2 separate regions of the Homo sapiens genome follow, and region 1 is linked to region 2. The links are chromatin loops, found by intact Hi-C in ENCODE. Cell type or tissue: right lobe of liver. All regions are shown on one strand. Links, peaks and the distances in the headings refer to the core of each region. The heading gives the core; the rest is flanking DNA. Region 1 overlaps MGST1 (microsomal glutathione S-transferase 1). Region 2 overlaps SLC15A5 (solute carrier family 15 member 5).

Evidence for each region. Hi-C counts contacts between places; a loop is a spot of excess contacts. Peaks named below come from ENCODE experiments on the same cell type or tissue, not always from the same donor. Only the 100,000 strongest peaks of a DNase experiment are listed, where the experiment ranks them.
Region 1: it touches region 2 in a loop (3-fold over the local background); 15 of 110 quality-filtered maps call a loop at or near these places.

Annotation. Positions count from the first base shown.
Region 1 is chr12:16,356,671-16,364,670 of GRCh38, reverse strand. It overlaps MGST1 (microsomal glutathione S-transferase 1), which reads right to left. Exons shown (of 4, transcript NM_020300.5): 3 at 6,972-7,066; 4 at 261-876. The coding sequence ends at 630. Among named protein-coding and RNA genes, the nearest start is that of MGST1, 13 kb to the right of the region's middle. RefSeq lists a silencer at 4,482-4,776. In right lobe of liver, for the core only: a CTCF peak has its summit at 4,591 (motif pointing right); a DNase peak (open chromatin) is centred at 4,600; H3K27ac peaks cover 739 bases.
Region 2 is chr12:16,182,027-16,199,243 of GRCh38, reverse strand. It overlaps SLC15A5 (solute carrier family 15 member 5), which reads left to right. Exons shown (of 9, transcript NM_001170798.1): 8 at 4,791-4,899; 9 at 9,429-10,759. The coding sequence ends at 9,576. The region is part of intron 1 of LOC101928362 (a long non-coding RNA gene); the gene reads right to left. Among named protein-coding and RNA genes, the nearest start is that of SLC15A5, 87 kb to the left of the region's middle. In right lobe of liver, for the core only: a CTCF peak has its summit at 9,201; no DNase peak of the experiment used is centred there.

The DNA of each region.
Region 1 (8,000 bases), core at 1-8,000, 170 kb before region 2:
TGTAGTTATTTGGAGAATGTCTTGTTCATAGGAAAAACGTGCTGAAGTTTTAAAGAGTGACATGTCATGATATCTGCCACTTACTCTCAGATGTTTCAGAGAAAAAGAAAACAGAGAGAGAAGGAAAGCAAATATGCAAAATGTTAACAACTGGCGATTCTAAGCAGGGTACAGAGTGGTTCTTTGTACTATTTTTCAACTTTACCCTAGGTTTGAAACTTTTGAAAATAAAATGTTGGGAAAAATAAAACCAAACAAAATCATTCTTTAAATTCTTTATTTCATGTCTGTTTCAGCAGTATTGAAATATAGGTTTCTCATACGTGCAATTCTTTTATAGATTCAAAAGTGAGGTGTTGTGTGAATGTTACAAATCATAACATGATCCAAATTTATAAGAAAGTACTTTAAAAATCAGACAAAAGACTTAAGAATTACTATGTTAAATTTCTAATCCAAATGTAAAACAAGAATACAGGATATTGGCAATGCTAATATTCAAAATGGGTTTACCCCAGTTCATAATTCCTCTGCTCCCCTCCTACCTAAAATCTAAGAAAGTATTCATTATAAATTGGAAGTACAGAATTCTTAAAAAGCCAACTGGATGCTGAGTTGTATGATTTTCTTTACAGGTACAATTTACTTTTCAGCAACCTGTAAGCCATGGAAAGAGTAACTCCATATCCAACAAAAAAACTCAAAGCTCTATTTGGCTGGGGAAGGGGTGTCAAATATGCAATGGTGTGGTAGATCCGTGCTCCGACAAATAGTCTGAAGTGCAGGATGGCTGTAGAGGGGTCGGGACCACTCAAGGAATACAGGAGGCCAATTCCAAGAAATGGAATAATATTTTCAAGGTCATTCAGGTGGGCTCTGTGGAAAAAGATAACTATTAAAGACACTAATTTCAAAATACTAGATATGTATCCTTTTTTCTCTCTCTTCTAAAAACTAAATCTGAGCACTAATGGATCCTTAAATTTCAAAGTAAGATTTATTTTTTTTCTCTCAAATTGTCTTGCTTCCTTGCCCACTTGACTTTTATTTAGAATCTCTCATTATTTCTGTTTCTTTTTATTTTTAGTGTATCTTTAAATATCACAGAAGGCATTTTGTAGTTCCTAGAATATCAAAACGACATCTATCTAATAGAACTCATTTCATTTTTGTAAATAAAAATACTTTTTTCTTATGAGGTTCATAACAATTAGCAATTCAAGATTCTTTTTATAAAAATTCTTTCTCCCGAAGGAAGAAAACCCTTTTGGTGTTGATTTTTCTTAAGACACCTCCTTTGCTTCTGCTACTCTACCAAATGATTATTGACAGAATCCTTGCCAACCCAAACCACTAGGTTGCCAATAATTAATTTACCAATTTAATATCAAGACTCTCATGCTCTTATATCTAAATAACAGAATACATAACTAGCCTTTCAAATATAGTAAAATTTTTGCTAACCTATCTTCCAAATGCCAAATAAATTCGTTAGGAATGATGGTGCAAAACTACAAAGGACACACAAAAAGTAGGATAGGTGAAAGAGAGAAAGAGAGAATTTCCTAAATGTTTTCTTTATAACAGAGCTAGAAGAAAACAAAAAGCATGTTTTAGCCACAGTTTTGCTCCAAACCGTGGCATCTTGGGTTTCTCTGGCTAAGACCGAATACAAAACACATCTACTATGGACTTGACATTTTTATTATTATTGTTGTCATTGCTATTGTTGTTTTTAGAGAGGGGGTCTTGCTCTGTTGCTCAGGCTGAAGTGCAGTGGTACAATCATAGCTCACTGCAGCCTCAAACTCCTGAGTCTCAGCATCATGAGTAGCTGGGACTACAGGCCTCACCACCATGCCTGGCTAATTTTTTAAATTTTCTTTTTAGAGATGGGGTCTTGCTATGTTGCCCAGGCTGGTCTTGAACACCTGGTCTCAAGCAGTCCTCCAGCCTCAGCCTCCCAAAACACTGGGTTTATAGGTGCAAGCCATCATGCCCAGCAACATTTTTAAAAATACTTAATTTTAAAATGTCACCTCCCTTAAGTCTACAGAATTAGAAATTGCTTTAGAATCTAGGCTAGAAATGGAGAATTTGATAGTTTGTCAGCTATTGATATGTATTTCAAAATGAAAACTATTTCTGCTTTACGTTACTCTCTTCTATAGCAATAAGCATATAATTATTACATATTGCCTGCTCAACGATCGTCACTCTCCTCCTCTCCTTTCCTTTGTCTTGTCTTCCCTAGATTATCTCTAAGCTTGTCTCACAAAGAGGATGACTACATAGAGACATGAAGAGGACAGCAGCAGCCCAGCTAAGTAATGATTTGAAAAGGCTTCAATACAGAATAAAAGCAAAGAGAGGATGGTGTGAGTGTTCCTGTGCCCTCTCTTTCATGGAGCAATACAAGTACTACTGAGAATGAGATGGGAAAGAAAAGACAGGAATACCATTTTCTATTAAAGAAGGGCCCACTTTGTCAATGACACCTAGAGTATTTGTTTTGCCCCTGTGATTTCTCCCCCAGCATCACAGAGATATCGTCACCTCCAATCTTAGGCACGTTAGTGTTCTCCTTCACAACATGCCAAAAGGACAGACATTTTAAGGTTGAGGAAGAAACTATAAAAAGGAGACTCTCTGGAAAACAATGTCCACTTCTACGCCTGTGTTACGCAGTTGACAAATAGAATGGAATGTTAAAGCAGAGAAGAAAGTCAAGGACAGTAAGAGGACCATGAGGGTAGAGGGAAGGAAGGTCAAGGGGCAGGGGTTCCTTTACCTTTCTAGCTCCTGCATGTTTTTCTAGCCTCATTTTCTCTTTATCTTATTCTCCCTTTTGAGTTCTCTTTCTCTTTCGTCAGCCCTCAAAATGTTCTCAAAGATAACACTCCTCACTATGCTAGTAAGGCCTGTTTTCCACAGACCCTCATACTTATGCCAATTTATGCTGTATTTTGTACTTCTTTTGAGACTCTGTTCCAGGCAAACAGTTCCCCAGCTTTCCCTGTGAGCACCTGCTGCAGTGCACTATCACCCTTCCGTCCTAACCCTCCCCTCTTCTCCAACGACAGACTCCTTCCTGGAGCGGCAGCTTCCTTCACGTTAGTGCCATTTATGGACAGCTGCCAAAATCTATCACCAGGTGGACATCAGTCTTCCTAAGAGTCCACTTTCTACCTGGGTCTATTACCCTTCTTCCCCATGATTACATTTTCCCATTCTTCTTTCTCCTTTGGACACACATGCCCTGGCATATATTTGCTCTGTGACGGACCTTCCCACCATCTCTGTGCTCTTGAGGCCACAGCCACGCCTCCTTCCCTCAGATCAGAATTACTTGGATCCCAGCATCCACCTGACCTGGACTGCCATTGCTACATGCTTCTGGGGATTGTCAGGCTGTGAACAACTACAAAAGGAGCTGCACAGCAGGCTTTTCCTGACGCCCTCATCTCAGCCAAAGCTCTTCACCCTCAGCACATAGCCAGCCATGTGTTCACATTCTCACAAAGGAATTTTCCCAAATTGATGAGACTTCTCTCCTCTTTCTCCTTTCAAATCCTAATACTCTTCAAGGTCTTCCTTTATGAAATATTCCATGGAACTAATGGAACATGGCTTCATATCATTCTCCCATTCCTATATGCATGTGGGTCTTTTGGGGGCGGGGAGGGGGGGAACACTATAAACCCCTGAGGGTCAGGAACCCAGTTTTAAAGCTCTTTGATAGCATCCCAATAGAAGAAATGACAGTGATACATACACAATAATCTCTCCATATATGTGTGTTCATACACTGGGGCCACGAGGGACATCATCCAGTTCAACCCCTAGCCTATGCTCCAGTCTCATGACAGAGTCCCCAGCAAGTGTCACTTAGACTCCATGGAACACTCTCAGTGAAGGGTTATTCTCTACCTTTAAAGGGAATATATTCTAAATGTCTCTCCTGTCCCTAAATACCAACTCAAGCCTTTATTTTGTCTTTTGAATGACTCCCTGTATTTCACCAGCTGGCCTGTTTGCCTTTCAACTTTCTTTTTATCTTTTTGTGTTGAATGTATATGGTCTTGAATGCTTCCTAGACAAGCTAAGATGGTATTAAATAAATAAATAAATATGTCAAGTGCTTTCTAACCATCACTGGTTTCTGTCTTTCCAGAACTCAAATAACTGACTTTAAGTCACATATCTTGGTATTTCAACACATATTACCTTAAGTTTTTAGTTAATTGTTCCATATGTGTATGTATTAACTTTCACAATTGTTGCACACGGTAAAGCATACTTTTCACTTCATTTGTAGCCCCATTCTGGCTCTGCCGTTCAAATATGCTAATCGTAACAGCTTTACAATGACTGAAGTAACGAGAGAGGTGAAAAAAAAAAGTCTAACTTAAAAATGGAAAGGGAAGATGCTGGAAACGCTCTCTCTGAAAAGTGTCTCCAAAAGTGTGTTATTAGGCACTTTTTCGATGAAACAGGTACTGTCTCAAAAAGCATTATACAACTGGAAACTCCGCTCTGTTGGAGACGCTCTTCTCTCAGTATGCGGAAAAGCCAGTGTCTCATCACCAGGGGGCGCTGTGCACACAGTCGCTGCACCTCCTCCAGGACTCGGAACCTTTACAGAACTGGGGTCAATTGTTCTTTCTAACATTCATTTGCAACCTGACTAGCGGATCAATTTAGATAACGTCGTTTTCCTCTAAAAGTACAATCCCACGGGCAGGGAGTAAGGGTGGAAGGTCGGAAAGAATAGTAGGGAGGAATCTAAAATCCCCAAATAAAATATCTTTTGTTACGCTTTCACACAGGAGACTTACTTGGATTTTCATTTCAGTCTTACTAATACTACTGAGGGTCTAATTGCTTCTGATCACTTTCCAGTTCTGGGCAATTTTATAAATACAGGGCCATGACTAGCATCATGCAGGCGGCTGCCTGCTCTAAAAGGGGAAGTGCATAAAGGACCAGACAAGGCTTTAAAAGTTTTCATGTCTCTTCAGTGGTTTTGAAAACTTAAGCTTCACTCACTTTTTTTTATTTTTTTTCGTCTAACACATAATTTTTCCTTTGATATTGTTCTGCTGTTTGAAATTTCCACAGTGATTCTTTGTCCTGAAACTATTTTATATCCATATTCTTGACACAACCCATTCTCAAGACTCACTGATTTACTCAGCAGGGCTGCTGAATTAAGAAGTATATAACTAAGTGAGATAGAAGGTGAAATTTTGTGCTAAGTATCTGCACAGACTTCTTCTTAGAAGAGAAACATTCTTGCTTGATGAATAGCTTGGGGGTAGAATTGTTTTGCATGAGCAAGAAGGTACTTTTAATTTTAGTGCTGAAAAGGTTGAAGAGTCTGTGGGGCTAGAGGAGAGCCTCAAAAATGGTGTAACACTGGGCATTGCTTGCGTGAAGGAGGTACAGGTACGGGGCATATTCTGCAAAGAGAGGACGCTGAAGGCCATTGTCTGACAGAGAAATAACATACAACTTAAAATGTTTGTGCTGCCACAGTGTAAACGCCTCTGCACTTCCACTTACTCAAGTCTATTTTTAGCCACATTTTTTTTAGTTCATTTTTGAAGGGAACTGATGAAAGGGCTGGATTAACATCCAGCATAACCAATTGCAGAATATGGAAACATGCATAGAGGCAGGAACCCAGATCCAGAGTTAACCTGGAGATGATATGCCATAAGGGAATCTGCAGAAATCTTGGGAGGGGCTTCAGACTTTCACAGAGAATCAAAAAAGGGCTAATGCAACCTAGGTGTCCATCAATATGAATTGGATAAAGACAATGTGGTACGTATACACCATGGAATACTACACAGCTGTAAAAAAAAAAAAAAAAAAAAAAAAAAAAAGGAATGAATTTTGGCCAGGTCCGGTGGCTCACGCCTGTAATCCCAGCACTTTGGGAGGCCAAGGTGGGTGGATCACCTGAGGTCAGGAGTTCGAGACCAACCTGGCCAACATGGTGAAACCCAGCCTCTACTGAAAATACAGAAAATTAGCTGGGCGTGGTGGCACATGCCTGTAGTCCCAGCTACTCAGGAGGCTGAGGCAGGAGAATGGTTTGAACCCAGGAGAAGAAGGTTGCAGTGAGCCGAGATCACACCATTGCACTCCAGCCTAGGTGACAGAGTGAGACTCCATCTCAAAAAAAAAAAAAGAATGAAATCATGTCCTTTGCAGCAACATGGATGCAGCTGTAGGCAAGTACCCTAAATGAATTAACACAGGAAAAGAAAAACAAATACCACAAGTTCTCACCTATAAGTGGGAACTAAACACTGGGTACATAAACACAAAGATAGCAACAATAGATTTTGGGGACTATTAGAGGGAGTACAGAAGGGGAGACAAAGGTTGAAAAACTAACGGGTACTATGCTCACTACCTGGGTGATAGGAACAATCATACCCCAGTCGTATCTTGGCTTATTGCTTTTCATTGCTCATTGAATTCCCAGTACATTAAAACATAATATTTAAAAAGAGATGGCAGTGGGGAGAGGGACAGAGAAAGAGGTTCCTACTCCTCCAGAGTGTCAACATTCTTATTTTGAATCTTATGCAAAAATACCTAATTCTTCAACCTTTTACATGAGTTGACAGTCTCACCTATGGACAAAGACGATAAAACTCCAAGAATCTACTGTTCCCATTTTACCTCCTCCCTGCCATTACTTTTGATACATCCCTATATACAGCAACGTCATTAACCCCAAGAAAGTACACATAAAAGTACAGTATTGCCAAATTGGCAACACATACAAGTGCAGTGTGTCAATTTCAGACATCCAGTTTTCTGTAATTGTCATGTGGAGTAGGTAAGAGGTCTCACTTTTTTTCCTCAGTCTCCAAGACCCTGAGACATCTTCACTGAACTCCTTGACCAAAATTGTTTCATAAAGTAAGTAATTTCAAGAGACACTGGTTTACCTGCGTACACGTTCTACTCTGTCATCTGTTCGAAGATACTTCTTGGCATTTTCTCCTTTGCCAAATGCTACACAGTCTTCTGGATTGGCAAAAACCTATCCAAATACCAAGAAAAAAAACTTATTTCAAATACTGGCCAGGAGCAATAGCTCACACCTGTAATTCCAGCGCTTTGTGAGGCTGAGGCAGGATTGCTTGAGCCCAAGAATTCAAGATCAGCCTGGGCAACATAGGGAGTACCCATATCTACAAATTTTTTTAAAAAAAATTTTGCATGGTAGTGGGCCACATGCATGCCTGTGGTCCTAGCTACTCAGGAGGTTGAGGTTGGAGGATCACCTGAGCCCGAGAGGTTGAGGCTGCAGTGAGCTGTGATTGCACCACTACAATCTAGTCTGGGTGACAGAGCAAGACCCTGCCTCAAAAAAAAGAAAACAAACAAACCAAGAAATAACATGGGGATATTCTACCTAGTAAGTTATTTGCATTTTAGTGGAAGAAATATAGACATCCAGGTTGGCCCATTTGGAGCAATAAATCAAACACAAGAGGAGAAGAAGGCATCTATAGTTAAAACTGAATTTTTATTAACAATGCAAAGTTGTAAAAAGAGAAGCATAAATAAGAACTTGAACAAAAACCAGTGAATAAAAATAGTGAAAAGGAAGCAAATATGGGGAAAGGCATAATTCTAAGTCATTGACTATTAGTATGGTTCACTGGTATCTTTTTCACAGTGATGTTGACATACCTTCCCTCAAGTGTATTAACATTTCCAAGCGATTGGCTCATCTGAAAGTAATATGTTTACCTGCCAAAGGTTTTAGAGAACAGGCAAGAAGCATAAAAGAGTAAGGGATGGGAAAGGTGTCTTGTACTCTGTCAGAACATGTGTACCTCTTTTCTTTTTCTAAATCAGATAAAACTTTGGGTTGAAGAATACTGTATAATGAAATTTGAGAAGCTGAATTGCATTCCTAGGAATAAGAAGTACACATTCATGTATTCCTTCCTGCAATTATTATGCTC
Region 2 (17,217 bases), core at 4,956-12,955:
AAGGAAAATACCCTGATATGTGCAGGGTCACCTGGGGTTGCACTCAGGCATACAGTGAACAAGCAGGGTCTGTGGGGGGCAGGCTTTGTAGTAACAAAGGGCTGTGGTGACAGGCTGGTTCCTGTCGGCTAAATGTGATTGGTTGCTTTGAATAATGTTGAGAGCTAGCAGGGAAGTGAAACGTCTTAGGTTGAGACCCGGGTGGAGTGCAGCTGGCCTGGCTAATAGGGGAACTAGCCAGGTGGGGAGCTCTTCCCTCTGGGTGAGGAGCATTATCTAATGAAAGCAGGGGAACATGTGGTTAGACCTTTGGGGCCTGTGAGGCTCAAAGGCATCAAGGCAGCAAATGAAATTTTGAGCCTTACAACGTAGGGCATTAGATAGAAGAGAAATAAACTGTATTTTTCTTTCATATTAGCAAATTTGTGTAGTTTATAGTGTTATAGCATGTGTGTATCACGATATATGTTTCTCAATCCAGTTTCAAAAGCTTTAAATTTAGTGTAAATTGCTCTAAGAATCTCACAGTAGGTTGAATGCCAGTCTCAGGACCAGAGTAGAAATGTCGTCCTTAGGTATTTTAGAAAGAATTTGAGGTAAGTGATTTCAAAGACTGAAATCCAGACATTTTAAAACTGTTGAGAAGATGTTAAAGAAAGTCATAAAAGTGGTAGTTGCATTAAACACCAAGAGGTGGACTACAGCAGTGCATTTGATATAACAGCAGGAAGATGAGGGTTCTGCTGAGTGATGTTTCACTTGACCTCTCTGTTCCTTCACTCATTAATATATAAAATAAAGAGTGAGTCTAGATGATTCTACAATCCTTTGTCTCTAAAATGACTGTGATAATTTCGGATAAATAGAAACATTTTATTTAGTGTCTACAAGGCCTAATGCTCCAGAATAATTACACTTTGCCTGTCCCCTACTAATTTATGAATTCCTTTTCTTAAGCAGCATGGAATGCACATTTTCTGGTACACAAAAAAATTCTAAAAAATGACTTTCAAATGAACAAATACATCTAGCTAAGCAAGAGATATTTGGAGGAATTCTGAACAATGCTAAATATTTTGAGTCCTTTACTACTTCAGCAGTTGAACACTATTACTAACTAGCTGGTTATATTATGAAAGTATTAACTAGGGTGCACTGTGGGCATTACGAATGGCAGGGAATGAATGACCCATCAGACTCTATGTGGCACACTGTTTCTCATGCTCCTGTTCAGCTATCCTGCGATCTGGAGAAGTTTAGTTAGCCTCATTCTAGACCTCAAGTCTTCACTATGTCTCCTTTGCAAGGATGCTCCTGATTTCAATCAGCTACTGGAAATGTCAGATGAAAAATGGCACAAATGTGAATTACGACAATAAAAGTTTATAAGCTACTAAAATAAAGTTATAGTACCTAAGAGCGGAGTCAACTGACAATGTTAAACGGAACATTTTACAACCAGTCCTGGGACAATGATAAAAAAAAAAAAAAGGCATACAGAACATGAAGAAGTATCTTATAGGAGACAGACCCAAGATCAAGCTCAGGCTACATGATGGTGTGTGAGCTACCTGGAAAGGGGGCAGGAGGAGGTGATAATCTAAGGTTTGTGGAGTGCCTCCTCTGTGTCCGGCCCTTGACAACCATTATCTCTTTAACTTCTCATGACAACTCAGTAAGGGAGATTCTGTTATCATCATTTCATAGAAGAGAAACTGAGGCTTAAGTGGTCCAGTTATTTGCCCAACGACTACACTGTTAAGGCAAGATTCAACTTTAAAAGTCTACCTGACTAAAGCCCATGCCCTTTCTATATCTTTTTATACCCAATTCTGTCTCTTCACATAGACAGATCATCTCCATATAAATAAAGTAAACTTTAGGTGTCCTGAAGAATCTTTCTGTCTGACTTGATACAAGTGTTTGTCCCATGCTATCAATTCAGGCGATGCTTCTCTTTACCATGTAAATCAGCTATACAGAGAATGTTAAATGAATCTAAATATGGAAAAAATGTGGGACTAGAATGAAGATGAGCATTAGAAAGAAAGCCACATGCTAAAAATGATATTTAAGAATGAATACAGGAGCATTATAGAAAGTTTGAATACGTAATATGGCAATCTTCGGTTTGGGGTTTTCTTTTCTTTTTTTTTTTAAGATAATCCCACTCACAAAATGTTTTGTCCATATCCACAGATTTATACTATCTTTCTCTAACTTTTCTAGTACAAATGTCCTTCTCTCCTGTCACCCACAAACTCCCAAATACCAAGTCATAGTACTTGTCATTTCTGTTTTCCACAGCATCCCCAGTGATGAGAGTGCTCTGGTGTGCCCAGGGGGATCTAGTAGTATCTCCCAAAAGGCTGGTATTTGCCATAATGAAACAATTTCTTTAAAATATTATGTTTTACCTTTAAAGATCTTAGTGAATTTATATTCTTCTTCCTCATCTGACTCTCTTATAATATAGTCTTTTCAATTACTTATTATGGACCAGAATTCATGCTCCAAGAAGAATTAATGTCATGTTAATTCTGAAGCTTCACATACTCTGTGCAAACTCCTCTTACACTAGTCAGAGAAACATGGTGATAAAAAGGTATAATCGCATGACATGCAAAGTGCTGATGTGAAATGAAAAGGACAGAAATACAATTGGGATATTAATTCAAGAGGGGAAAAAATAGCACTGTTTGAATAGGCTTAGAAGGATGGTTTAGTTCTTCCTGAAAATAAGTAGGATGTTATTGCACCTTATCTTGACCTCCACCTCAACTCTCCCCACTCAAGTACAATCAAATGTTTAGTTCCTGTGTGCACACATGCACGGGCACACACACACACATGCACACACACAAAAGCACACATATACACATCAAAAAGGCTACACAATATCCAATAGACAAGACTTATAGAGAAACATTCAGTGAACTTCATTTACTCATCTAAACACCAGATACAGGCATCATGTAACTGTAGCAATAAAACCATAAATTTTCATTATAATAGAACCCAAATAAAATGGTAAAGTGGAACCACAAAATAGGTATAGTAATACTTATTTATACCTATCATAATACCTATTTTGGTATTATTTTGCCAAATAATCCCTATTTGTCAGGCACTGATCTAAATACTGAAAATATAAGGATAAATAAGACACACACAGCTACTGCAAATTAATAGCATAATCAGGATTACCTTTACAACCCAGTTCTTTTGACAAAATAATACCTATTTTGTAAGTTGCACTTTACCGTTTTATTTATTTGTGCTATAATTTATTTAGGCTAGCTTTCAGATATAGGTCCAAGAATATAATAGACACAGCTAATTTTCATTGCTGATCCATAGTAATAGTCATTGAGTAGGTAAAAGACAGAAGACAAACAGCTTTAAATGGGAAGTGGCACAATTAATCACAATTGTCATACTTATGCACTTGCTGACTATGATCAGAATATTTAAGTTAAATCCCATTTATAAGTATGCATTGTCAAGGGAGAGGCCAAGAACCACTTTCTACTGCAGGAAACAACCCTACAACCCATGTGCCAAAGATGGTACTGAAGCCCAGTCCTATTGGGTCAACAGACTGATTGCTCTGGTCCCACACCCTCTTCACCTTCCATTGTAGGAGTTGTTCCTATAAAAAGGCAAGGAAATGATGAAACCTTGTCATTGGTGTCTTCAAAGATGATAATTTCATGTTCTCATAATGCATAACAGTAAAAAAATTCAACTCATTCAGAGCTAGCTACAGTTAAATTAAATTCTCTCTGTTAAGTTAGATTTTTCCCTTTTAAGCATTCTGTAGTGCAATGTAAATACATTTGGTAATACTAGTTCTCCTTGCTGTTTTTAAAGTATTGCCTAAAATTAAGTATCACATATACAATATTCATAAAATAGTGCATTATATTTTATATATTAAACAATACCCCAAAATTTACTGAAGAAATAAAAAGTATGTACGTGGATAGAGATAGAGACAGAGGCAGAGGCAGGGACAGAGACAGAGGCAGAGACAGAGATAGAGATAGAGTTATAGCACAGCTCCAAAGCAAAAGTCAAAACTTAGAAGCAAATTAAAGTAATTACCTTGAACCTTGAATAGTTTCATATATACCCAGTATGACATCATAATGAAGTACAGATCCTTTATTTGGTGGTATCAAATTGAAGAATTTACTTATTAGGTGAAAAGAAAATCTCCATGTTAGCCAGAGATTGCAAGTAATTTGACCAATGAGGTCTGTGATATTATCATAAGGTAGCCCTGGATTTATCAAAGTTGTGAAAATAATCTAACATCTATCACCTATATACATCATCTCACTATCCTTACAATTAGCATATGAAACAGACTCTCTGGTCATAGAAAATACTTTTCATTCATTCACTATATATTTGCCAAATAATCCCCACATGCCAGGCACTGTTCTAAATACTACAAATATAAGGATAAATAAGATACACACATGGCTCCTGCAAGTTAATGGAATAGTCAGGATTACCTTTACAACCCAGTTCTTCTGACACCTATATTTGTGCGATGCAAATTAAGAGTGTTTTGTGACCTTCAAAATATTTGGGGTGCTTTGCTTATCATTTTACTATTAATTACAGAATTAAATAAATTTTGACAATCAAGTTTCAGATGAGCTTTTTTGCTTTGTGGATATTACTGAAGCGAACAAAGCTCTATGAATTGTGGAATGATAAAATATTCACAGAAACTTACAACTCTGCAGTTGAATAACAATTACATTTGTTCCAAACAGGCAATTGGTTTCCAAACACATTAAACAAAGGCAATTTAGAAAGCTTCTTCTTCTTCCTGGCATCATTAACATTGTTGAACGTCCTGGGATTCTGCAGTGTTTCACAAAGGTAAGTAAGTGTGTGGTAAGATGAAAAATTTCTGAGTCCATGAAATATTGGTCTGGGAACCATCACTGAGCCAGGGAATTCTGTACACCATGACTGGACAAATTAGAATATTAGAGCAATTCAACAGATTATTCAGGGTAAGAAATTTCAATTTGGAACTTCACTTTTTCCATCAATCCTTATAATAAAATAGTACTTTACAAATTCTAAAACATATCCTAACACAAGATTTTTTTCCCCACTATGTAGCATCACTTTAGAATTAGAAATAAGCTTATCGATAATAAGAACGAGTGAATCATTACCACTAAAAGCAAATACCATTAAACAAATAGCTAGAAATCTAATGATGCTTGAGATTTGGATCCTATTCAGGCTTTTAAATCAGCAGTGACCATTTCAAGGTCAATTTAAAAAAAACTACAAAATCCCTTAGCTTGTCACCTGAGAGTGGCTTAATATGTACCAGCTACCATCCATCCACCCATCCATTGCCAGCCTCTCTCTCTCTCTCTCTCTCTCTCTCTCTCTCTCTCTCTCTCTCTCTCTCTCTCTCTCTCTCTCCCCTTGACATATTCTTGGACAGCTGTGTACTTTTGAGAAAATTCTCTAACCTCTCTGGGCCTCTGTTTTTACACATGTAAAATAAAAAACCTCTTGTGGGTTTTACGGGGACGAATATTGATAAAGTGCTAATCACAATGTCTGTCACGAAGCAGAAACTAAGCAGATTTTCATTTTCCTCACTTCCTTCCATCCATTTATCTCTTTAGTCATTTAGTCATATATTATCTCATCCATTGTCACTTCACCTTTGCCTAGGTCATTATTTTATTAACCTAACAAATCTCTTTTTGAACATCAGCCATGTGATAGGTGGTGTCATAAACCAGAAAGATGTCAAAGTCAGTATGTCAATAAAGGTTTATTTTCACCAGTGTTCTGCTCTCATTGGGCTTATGGTCCAGCATAAGAAAGAATCAAACCTCATGCAAGGCAGAATTGAAAACAAAATTAAAAGCCTTAATAGCTCCCTGAATTTTTACATTTCTTACACTCCAAAGTGTATAAATTATCAAACTGATCCTTCACAGTATATACTTTTCCTAAATGCTGATCTCATTCTTAGATTGAAAATCAAATTAGAGAACCAGAAAGTTTTGCAGAAAGGTCCAACAGGAATGTTCTCAGCATTGTAGCAAAACAGATTTCACATGGCCTCATTCCCCTCCATCTACTGCCTCCAGACACATAAGTGGTGCTCACCCAGCAATTCTCAAAAACCTGCACCATCTCTCAATTTTTATTTTGTATCCTATGGTAAGGTTTGATCCTTGTCTTTCATAAAATAATTTAGTCACCCAAGTTGAGTCCAGTTTCACAATTTACATGCTATACAAACTTCAGCAAGCTGTTTAACCTTGCTAAACCTCAGTTACTTCATTTGAAAAATGGAAATGATAAAAATAGTAACTGTATCATAAGGCTTTTGTGAGGATGAGTAAATGCTCTGAAGTGTTAGCAATTGTAATTATAATGGTCTTATGCCTAGCCATATGCTCTCTTCTTCCTCCTTTTTATTCTTCTCCTAGACTTACATTGAGGTGTGGCCAAGATGACCGCAGTCATGCACAGAGTTCAGGTAGAAATGGCACTGGACCCAGAATCTATTAGCCCAGGGATTTACTCATTAATATATACACTCAACCAACATGCTAAGCATTGTTCCAGGCAATAGAGAAATAGAGTTGAACAGGCAAACTTGTAGTCTACATGGAGCTAACATCTAGGGCCCAAATTAAAATATTCAAGTGTGATTCCTTCTCTCTGATTGTGGAACTAGTGAGTTCCTGTAAAGAAGTGAGAAATAGTGGCGTGGAGTGCAGAGGAGGAGGTAAGAATAAAAATATACAACACACCAGAGATTGGAGGAACCAAAGATGAGAAGTGACTAAGTAAAAATGTAAAGTTCATTCAGAAATGAATCTGATTCTTACCAAATCTTCTCCATCTCCTATCTACTTTCTCTTCTCCTGCATACTTTCTTAGGGAGGGAATAAAGATAGAGAGAGAGGAAGAAACAAAGCAAGAAGGAAAGAAATTAATTTTCTATGTGTTGAGCAGCCTGTGTTTCTTGGGTGGCATGCTATACACACACAAACAACTGCACTTACTCCCCACCACCTTCTTGGCATATAGATCTTCTCATTCTACATTATAAATCAAAAAACTAAAGTGCAAAGCTAGTTAAATAAACTGACCAAGTTCACACAACTAGGATTCAACCCCAAATTTGTCTCTGAAGCCCATGCTTCTACACTTCTATACTATGCTGCCTCCAGGTGCCATAGAAGAGCTGCCTTCTTGCTCTCTGACAATTCCTAACTTGGTTTGGGAGAAAACTATTTCCTTCAGTTAAAATAACTCTACCCACTACCACCTGTTGACGAGCACCCCACAGGAAAAGAATGGATGTCACATGTCAGAAGTAAGGAGATTCTGGAAAATTTGCCTCCAGAGATTAAGCAGCTAGAACCAATGACATCAATGCCAAAGCACATGCTGCCTTGGGGACCTATTGGCCATTGGGATTGGACAGGCCAAGTCAGAAGAGTTAAGCAAGACACAGTATGAAACCTGAGAGAGAAAGACCAGTGTCTGCAGTGAGGAGCGCATGATTCCGATTTTTTTCTATACTGATTATTTTTGTCAAACACTAATGAACAATAAGCATGCAAAGAAATGGGGAAAAGTACCGATGTCCCAGGGACAGCATTATTGAAACACATTACTTACAAGTCAAATCATATTTAATCTCAGCACATATGCAATCACAATCCCATTTTTTATCAAACCCAAAGGTGTATCTGTTCACAGCCAGGTAATAGTGGCAAATCTATCAAGAACAAGGCAGTCCCAACTTATTCTTGTCCTCAAGATCTTGAGGACAGTGTATTAATTATGAAACAACATCCTCACCAAAATACAGGTAGGATGAGGTCTGTTTTAGCACCCTAGACACCCCCACAGCCAAGTTCATATTAGTCTGATACAATCTTATTGTTAAGTCCTAGAACCAAACCAATCTTGTGAGGGTTACTGGGACATTATCTCAAATCCCCAGCTGCATAAAGCTAGGAATTATCCATAAATATAAGGCCAGACTTACCTGTCACATGTACCACATCAAAGAAACTGAAAACAACCCCTCCACAATCAAATTTGAAATACTGCATTAGTGACATGTCATACTCGAGGCTTTCCAGTTTAGGGGTGAAGGAAGTAGGTAGATGAAAGTAAATATGTCTACAGTGCTTTATATAAATATGTATTCTATCCCACATTTGGTGCTAAAATAAAAAGAAATTTCAGGTGTTTTGAGAGGGAGTGGGCAGAGAGTGTTTGTTTTTATAACTAACACCACTGTCCTTCCAGTGTTGTGAAACACATGTTATAAAGTTGATATTGCACTTGTTTTGTCAAATATTCTAGTAATCTTTTGTGTCTATGCTGTAAGAATTATTGAAAGTGACATAAATCAGAGACAAATGACCAGAGTTGTTCAGGCAGTATTCATTCTCTTAGAGTTACAGTTACAGTTATTTTTAGTAATGTACTGAGAAGGAAAAGAAGGTAAAATTAACTTTTGAAACCTTCACAAATCAAAAATAGATGACTGACCCCATCTATTTTTGAAACTTATGTGTATGTGATAAAATTAAACTTATAGCCGATATTCATTTGTTCATTTGACAAATATTTATTGAACATCTACTATGTATCAATCACTGGGAATAAAGCAGTGAATAAAGCAATTTGAAGTTCCTATTTTGCTGGAACTTACCCGAAAGTGTTTAAGAAAGTAATTTGTCTTTAGAGGCAGTATGCCATGGAGGAAAAGCGCCAGGATTCAGAATAATCAAGTTCTGGTTCCAAATCCAAACTCTGCCAACTACTATTTCTATGAACCTTAAGCAAGTTATTTAATCTCTTGGAAACTTCAGTTTCTTAATCTGTGAAATGGGATGATTCTATCCCACCCTTGCATGGGGCTGGTACTTAGAAGACACTGGAAAGGCAGGTTTTTCTGGAGGTTGGGGATGGAGAGTGCACATTCTAGAAATATATTCATAGACTCCTTCTTTGACAATGGTGCTTTCCACATAATCTCAGCACTGAATTTACAAATTCCCAGTAAACCTCTTATGCATCCTGACCGCCATGAAATCTGTCAAGTCAATAGGCTTTCAGCCTTCTCACCATCTCTCTGTCAGCACTGAAGACAGCGTAGCAGGTTGTTAAAAAGCGCCACCTAAAGGTCCTTATGAGACACTTTACTAAGTCACAAAAACTCCTTTTGTCCTTTTAAAAAGGCTGTTTTGGTGAGCAGTGCTCTTAAATAATCGTCACTGTTGTGCCAGTATCTATGAGCCCATCATAAAAGGTAGACAAGCGCAGGAGGGAAGCAAATGATTTATCAATTCATCTACATCTGGTCCTAAGAAAAGCTTTCTTTCTTTCTTTTTTAGATATTGTAATCTAAATCATTTTAATGCCCAGAACATCCGTGGAAGTAATCTTGAAGAAACACTTCTCCTCCACGAAAAATCTCTGAAATTTTATGGCAGTATACAGGAATTTTCTTCAAGTATTGATCTTTGGGAGACAGCCCTATGAAACTGTGTTTGAGTCTACCTGTCTTATGAGAACAGTATTCATTGTTTTCTTCTTCAGTTGAGCATTTTATGTGTTTTAGTGTAAAAGCCAATATATACAGAGGTGATTTTACAAATATCATCTGTATACTTTATTTACAAAGACTAATTATGAATTTTCTAGTAAACTGTCATGCTTTTGCATTAACATGTTATAGCATTAGAATTAATAAAATAATTTCAAAGTCTCAGTGATTACTCTATGACAAAAAAAATGACAGTTTTCTATACACCAATAATACCTTACAGCTTTCTACAATGGTTCAGCCATTGAAAGCGTATGACCTTTTTTTTGGAGTTTTAATGAGTCATTAGAAGCAAAATGACAGTATTTTAATATACTCTCTTTCAATACACTTAGTGATCCCTTATTACACGTGACCTTATTACATTGTGACCATATACTGTATATAACTGAGTAAATAATAAACATATACATGATTTTCTATATTTGCTGTTAATATTATGCTATCAAAATATGACTTCATTAAGGACATTTTCTCTGAATTTAAAAGCAGTATTACTAAAATAGATGTCCTTAACAAAGAGAATGTCCGCATACTAAAAAAGTTGAAAAATAAATGTAAGTTATGGAATTATTGGAATTAAAAGAAAGAAGGAAATTAGGGAAGATAAAATGAGGGGGCTGAGAGGAGGGTAAGTGACCAAACCAAATAGAGATGCTTAAAGGAATTATATGAATAACATCTTTCGGTCTCCACTGCCAATTCAGATGCATTCAGAAAATTATCTTCTAAGAGTTTCTTCTTTCATAAGCAAAAATATGTGGAAACTCATTTTTTAAAAAATCAAATAAAATTAAAGTCTGTTTCTCAGTAGCAGTATTTGTCAACATTTGGTTGAGGACAACTTGCTACAGGTGAATCTTTCTGGCCCCTATACAGACTGCCTTAACTCAAATCTTTTTTTGAGATTGGGGTCCAGCAATTGGTGGTTTTAATAAGCACACCCAAATCATTCTCATGTTCCCTAAGGTTTAAAAGCCATTGCTTTCCAGGACAATTCATGTTGGATAGGACAGGTGAGTTTATCAGCTGACTGCAAATTATTCTGCAATTATGCACCTCCCTTGTGTATACATAAAATATTTTAGGTCTGTAGAATAAAAGATTTACTCAACTTGATTAGGTATGCTACGCATTTTTAATTGCAAAAGAGGAGCTGTAAAGCACCAGGTGTTTCTGTTACTCAAACTATTTTTTGTTTGAGGACAAATGAAAAGACTTGCTGGTACAGGCATAAATTCGTTTCCTGCAACTTTTTCAAATCCTTTCTGTTTAGCAATTGTTTCCTGGCAAAACAGTGAGGCAGACCCCTAATATTCCTTAGAAGCTTTCCTTGCTGCAAAAGGTTAAATGCCAAGTTTGCAATTTGGGTTTAATGAACACTCACAAGAGCAAGAAATCTTTAAACACTTCACCTCAGTACAAGTGAGAAGCTCTAGTCCCTCTTACTGATAGAAAAGGAGCCTGCTTTATTTTGTTCTCCCCCTCCCCACAAATTTGCCTTCATCTCCTTAATTTCTACATCATAATAGAAAAAGGTGCTCATTGTGGTTTCACTTGTCCTTAGAGCTGAAAGATCTACAGAATTATAAAGTTGACCCAAAGCAAACACCAAAAGAGCTTAGAATCCTCACGTTGGCGTTGACACTCGTGATTAGCTAAATTGCAGTAACTACACAGGCTTCCATTCGGAACAGGATGCATTCACACAGCAGTTTCTTCTCTACTGCCTAGCAACATTATCATTGAGCACCTGGAATAGTTTAGGCATTAAGTGTAATTGGTTTTGCTTTACATAAATCTGTAGCTTTGTAAATAAGCGGAGCATTTCAGCTTCTATATAACACCAATTAACTTAAAGGGATGTGTTGTTTGCAGAAGCCTGCTGGGTTTCGTACTGTATTTCTCCAGTAATATGCTCAGTGGCGGGCGAAGTTCTGTGTCCCTGCAGTGTTCCATTTACTCCAGCCACTTGGTGCCAAGGGTCTGTACCCAGCCACTCATTTGCTCCATTTTTTACTTGTGGCACAAGGTTGGAAAAGTGAAGACTTCCCTAAGAAGCACCTTCTGTGCTCTATTTCTGTCCATGATCAAGGCCTGAAACACAAGGTATTTCAAAATGTTTTCTGTGACCCGCAGAGCCCAGGTCTCACCCCATCTGATTCTGTTCACAACTGACAGTAACATCTCGTTTCTCTTCCTTTTTTTTCTTGTAACACTTCAATCCATTGTAGCCAGAAGTCACTACATTGACCCTATATACAAAATTAAGAAAACTATACTCTCATTACATAAATTTATAAGTGAAGATGATTTTCATCAGAGTGACTTCTTTAATAGCACAAAATAACATTCAGAGATCTGCTCCTGAAAGTAGGTAAATGTTCCCAAGCTCCGTGGATATTTCTCCTTATTTCTTCTTTATTCAGTTTAATCCCTTCTCTCTCATACATATCCCCTTCAGGTAATCTTGATTTATAGCATTCATTCCACCCTAGCCAACCTTTAATTCTCTTGGTTTCTGAAAGTGTTTTATCAACTATCAGAGTAACAATATCACCAAATAACAGCTCGTAATTCCAAAAAGTTTCCTATTATAATATTGCACGATTTACACATTGAAAGAGAGAAAATAATCCTTTCTGAAAACTGTCAGGATCCCTTGTTCTATGAAAACAAAGCTTCCACACTGGTACTCTTAGCCAGTCGGGTGATAGGCATCCACCATCTACCATTCTCTCACTACAAGAGAAGCCAGTGTACAATTATTGGTCCCAGACTTACGAGTAAAGCCTTCACATAAAATCAGCAGCCAAGTGATGACAGCACACAGGTGCTGCTAGAATTCAGGTCTGCTTGTAGAGAGCAGGGAAATTAAAAGAACCACTAACAGTAACAACTCACATCTATGTCACCTTTTATAGTTTACAAGTTGCTGTCGCACATATTATCACATTTGATTAGCACCACCACTCTGGGAGGTAGGCACATTTTAGCATGCCCATTTTGTAAATGAGAAATTGCAACTCTTGACACCTTCATTGATTTATCAAGAGGCACAGAGACAGTAGGTGGCACACACAGGACTTGAACCTTGGTCTGTGTGTCGCTAAAGTGCTAGCTCCTTCTACAACAATACTCATAAAGTCGCCAACACTGGATCATTCCCCAGCCACTTAGGTGAAACACTCTCTACATCATTCACAAGGGAACAAGAATGGGAGGAAAGATTATGTCAAGGTTACAGACTCTGACAAAATGGGTAACAAAAAGCAAACATCTTTTTAGCATCTCTTCTCCCTCACTCAGCTCTCCCTGTGGAGCCAAACAGTTTCCTGACATGGACCTCAGGATGGCAGAAACGGTCCCAGAAAAGACCTACCCAGATTGAACACAACGGCAAGGGAGGTGTTATCAATGTCAAGACCATCCTTTATTTCTCTTTTCATCAAACTGACTTGGCTGTGCTACAGTCAGTTGCAAACTGCCTTAGAAAAGGCAATTTGAGGGCCAGGCACGGTGGCTCATGCCTGTAATCCCAGCACTTTGGGAGGCTGAGGTGGGCGGATCACAAGGTCAAGAGTTCAAGACCAGCCTGGCCAATATGGTGAAACCCCATTTCTACTAAAAATACAAAACTTAGTCGGGCACGGTGGCGCACGCCTGTAGTCCCAGCTACTCTGGAGGCTGAGGCAGAAGAATCGCTTGAACCCGGGAGGCGGAGGTTGCAATGAGCCAAGATCGCGTCACTGCACTCCACCCTGGGAGACAGAGCAAAAAAAAAAAAAGAAAGAAAAGAAAAGAAAAGTCAATTTGAGAAAAACAAATGTACCCTGAAAAGTAGTATTAAAAATTATGAAGACTTCTGTAGTACTTGTTAAGTTGAAGCCATTGTTCTAAGTGTTTTCAAGGCATATGCTCATTTAATCACAGTAACCCCATGAGTTAATACAATGGTTAATTTTATTTTATAGATAAGAAATATGAAAGATACAGGAGCTAATAACTTTCCAAGGGTTATGCGGACAGTATGGGCAGAGTCAAGGTTTGGACCCAGGACATTTGTCTACAAAATCTGGGGGCCATTCCTCTCTACATAACTGTCTTTCAGTACAGCTGTTATCTATAGGATGTTTTTCTATACTCCCAGGGGAACTGAATTCCAGGGAAGACAGTGCCTAAGCTTAATGGATCTCAGTCTTTTTCTGTCTCAACACATAAGAATATGACCTCTTCCATTGGTAATTACCAGGTTGAAACAACATTGATTCTCAACATTCCTATATTGTCCCCCTTCCTCCCCTGTCAAAAATAATTACTATCTCCTGCTTACATGTGAAAGTAGACAGATATTCTGAGAAGAAACATTTTACCAGCAACATTCAGTAAGATGAGAGAAGATGCATGGTTGGGTGATCTGAGGTGGGAATTGTTATTGTAAGGCAAGGAAAAGAGTTTGTTAAATGGTGTGTACAGTGAGGAAGTTAAAGAAGGGATCCAAAGGCATGGCCCTTGGGGCAAAACATCAGGTTCTGTGGCAGCAAGTGGGCACATCTATTTAAGAATTGTTGTAGGCATACTTTTCTAGTGTTCCTCAAATCGTAATGTAAGCCCTCTGTTTCTCATCTGAAACAGTCACAGTTAGATCAAGAGGTCAACTAGGTTCTCTGTTTCCATAACATCTATGCAGACATTCCTGACATTTCCTGGATTCTTCCAGACCTGTCCTCCCACCCTGTTCTCCAGGGATATTCAAAGATAGTGATAAGACTTTCTCTCTTTCCCTCTCTCTCTCCTTCTCTCTGGCTGTGTGCTCCACTAAGGCTGTCTACAGTAGAATAGATGCTATGTGACAGCCAGGACCATTTCCCCAGGCAACGCACTGTCCCTAGTCCACTCAGAGGCTTTACTAACTATTAAATAATAATAGCACCCAAACCCTAATCTATCGTTCATCACAGACAGGTTCGAATCCATTTCCTGGCTGAGAGTCAGTTTGTTTCTTAAGCTTGCTAAACCACAAGTGACCAAATCTCATATAAATACAGTAATGAGTCAATAGCCTATGACAAGCACCTATTACCATGGTAGCAGCAAATCAGGAGCACATTTAATGACATTTATGCAAAGAGAAAGGCAGTGGTTCTACCAGGGAAACAAAATGGAGAAGAATGAGATCAATGGGAGGCAGAGATTTGGCAAAAATCGGGGGGAAGACACCAGAACATTAAAGATATTACCAGGAAAACCTACATCTCCTCATCATGGTGAGTTTTTATTTTCCCAAAGCAATCAATAGAAGCAAAATGAGGATAGTGGAGAAGACATGCCAAATTTTAAAATAAGTGAAAGAGCTCTCTGTCAGAAATGCCAGAGGGGAAGTGAGAACTTCAAAAGTAAGAGCAGCGAGTAGCCATCTGGAAATATTGATTTCCCATTTTGGCATAAGGCATAACACATAGTAGGTGTCTTGCTTCATCTGAGTTGACTATGACTGGCTCCACCTTGAGCATGCCATACTGCTTTTTACCATTTTCCCAAGCATCTCTTCCACAAGCTAACCCTGCCTGACCAGTTTCCACTGTGTCTCCAGAAATACAGATTTTTGTTTCTAGTGCAACTTGTTCACTTCTGCCTTATTTCATTGCAGTCAACTGTGCCTGAAAGACAAGAACAAACAAGATGGACAAGCATGGCAGTGAATAAACCATTTTACTGCAATTAGAAGTTCACGGAGAATAAATTATCCTCTAGTTCAAGCTGTCCAGCAGTAATTCTCATTAATAATAACACTTCAACAACAGTCTGCTTCCCACATCGACAGTGAGTGCTAGAAACTTTTTCATTGCTCTTGAAGCAGGAGTCACATCCCAGACGGCTAGCCCAGATTGCCATATGCAACACACAAGAGAACGTTTAAATTACCAAGAAGCTTGAATGTAGAACTGGCCGTGAAGTTCACTGGCTAGATAAGCAGGCGGAACAATTCAAAGGGACCCTCTCGTTCAAGCTTTCTCTTCTAATTCATGCTAAGTAGTAAGTGGTTTTTCACATTAGTGAGTAAGTCTACCTAACAGAACAGTTTCCTGAGGTATGTCCTCTTGCCTCATCAGAGATGTGTCTTTCACTACCTTTCCAATACATGGCCACAAGGCTACAAAGAATATGGGGTCCATGAAGGCAGAGATTTTTATGAAGATACACACACACACACACACACACACACACACACACACGTGTATATACATATATCCATATATATACACAAATACAGATACACACACGTGTAAAAATATGAAGTCCCAGCCAGCAGTTGATGCTAGCTGTCATCTAGAAGACTCTCCACATGGGAGTTGCATCCCAGATGGCCTCTTCATACTGTCTCCCTAGATGGGCTACTTTGAGCTTCTTCCAAGCTTGGTGGTTGGTATGCAAGGGCAAGCATCCCAATAAAGAAAGAAAGCCAGGCTGAAATCCCATTGCCTCTAATGTCCTAGCCTCAGGGGCTAAACAGTATCACTACCACTGCATTTCATTTCCTGAGGCAAGCTGAAAGCTCTATCTAGATTTAAAGGGAGAGAAAATAGGTTCCATCTCTTCAGAGGAGTAGCAAGATTCTAGAAATTCATCTGGGACCAGCAACATTATTTAAGTTGAAAGATGAATAGATGTCTGCTAGCCAAACAAAGGGCAGTGGTAAGAGCACTCCGGGTCACCTTAGGAAGTAACAAAGCAAAATACCAAAGCATGAAGTAGCACAGCTTCTTCTTGGAACTTCAAGTCATTTGCTGTCACTGGACCACAAGACTCAAGGGCAGAGTAATATGACAGAATTTGTTTCAAAAAGATCACCCAGTCAAAAATGCAAAGGATAAAGTGGGAGGGACTAGACAAGAGTTAGACAGCCCAATTAGGTGACTATTGCAATATCAGTAAAAGATAATGAGGTCCGGGTTAGGAAGGTATTACTCTGGATGGAGAAGAGGGGAAGAGCATAAGAGATTTAAAGATAGAATAATAGGAAGGAACCATTTATTGAATTTCCATTATGCATGTGATTATCTCTTGTGTAATTTTCACAATAAATTTATATCTTGGAATTATTGTATGCATTTTATTTATAAAGAATCTGAGACACAGAGAATTCAAGCTGCTCTCTAATTTTCCTGCAAGTAGAGCCAGGATTTGTAGTCTCCAGTACTGAAGCCCACACATTTAATTGCTAAGCTATACTGATTGGATGTGATGGTGACAAAGGAAAAAGGAGTCCAGGATCACTACTAGGTTTCTGGATTAAACAACTTAAGTGACTGGTAATGTGACAGAGATAAAGAAATGCAGGAGGATGGGGAGGTGGAATGGATAAGAACACATTGGTACATAATGAATTTGAGATGTCTGTAGGAAATTGAGTGGAGATTTCAGGTATCTTGTTGGTAATCTAAACAAAGCATAATGGGTTTTGTTCATATGGAAATGGGTTGGAGTCATCAAGCATTTATACTCAAGAAGGATCTTAGAAAATATCTAGCCAGAGTTTTATTTTATAAATGTCGAATTCTAGGCCCAGAGAGGTA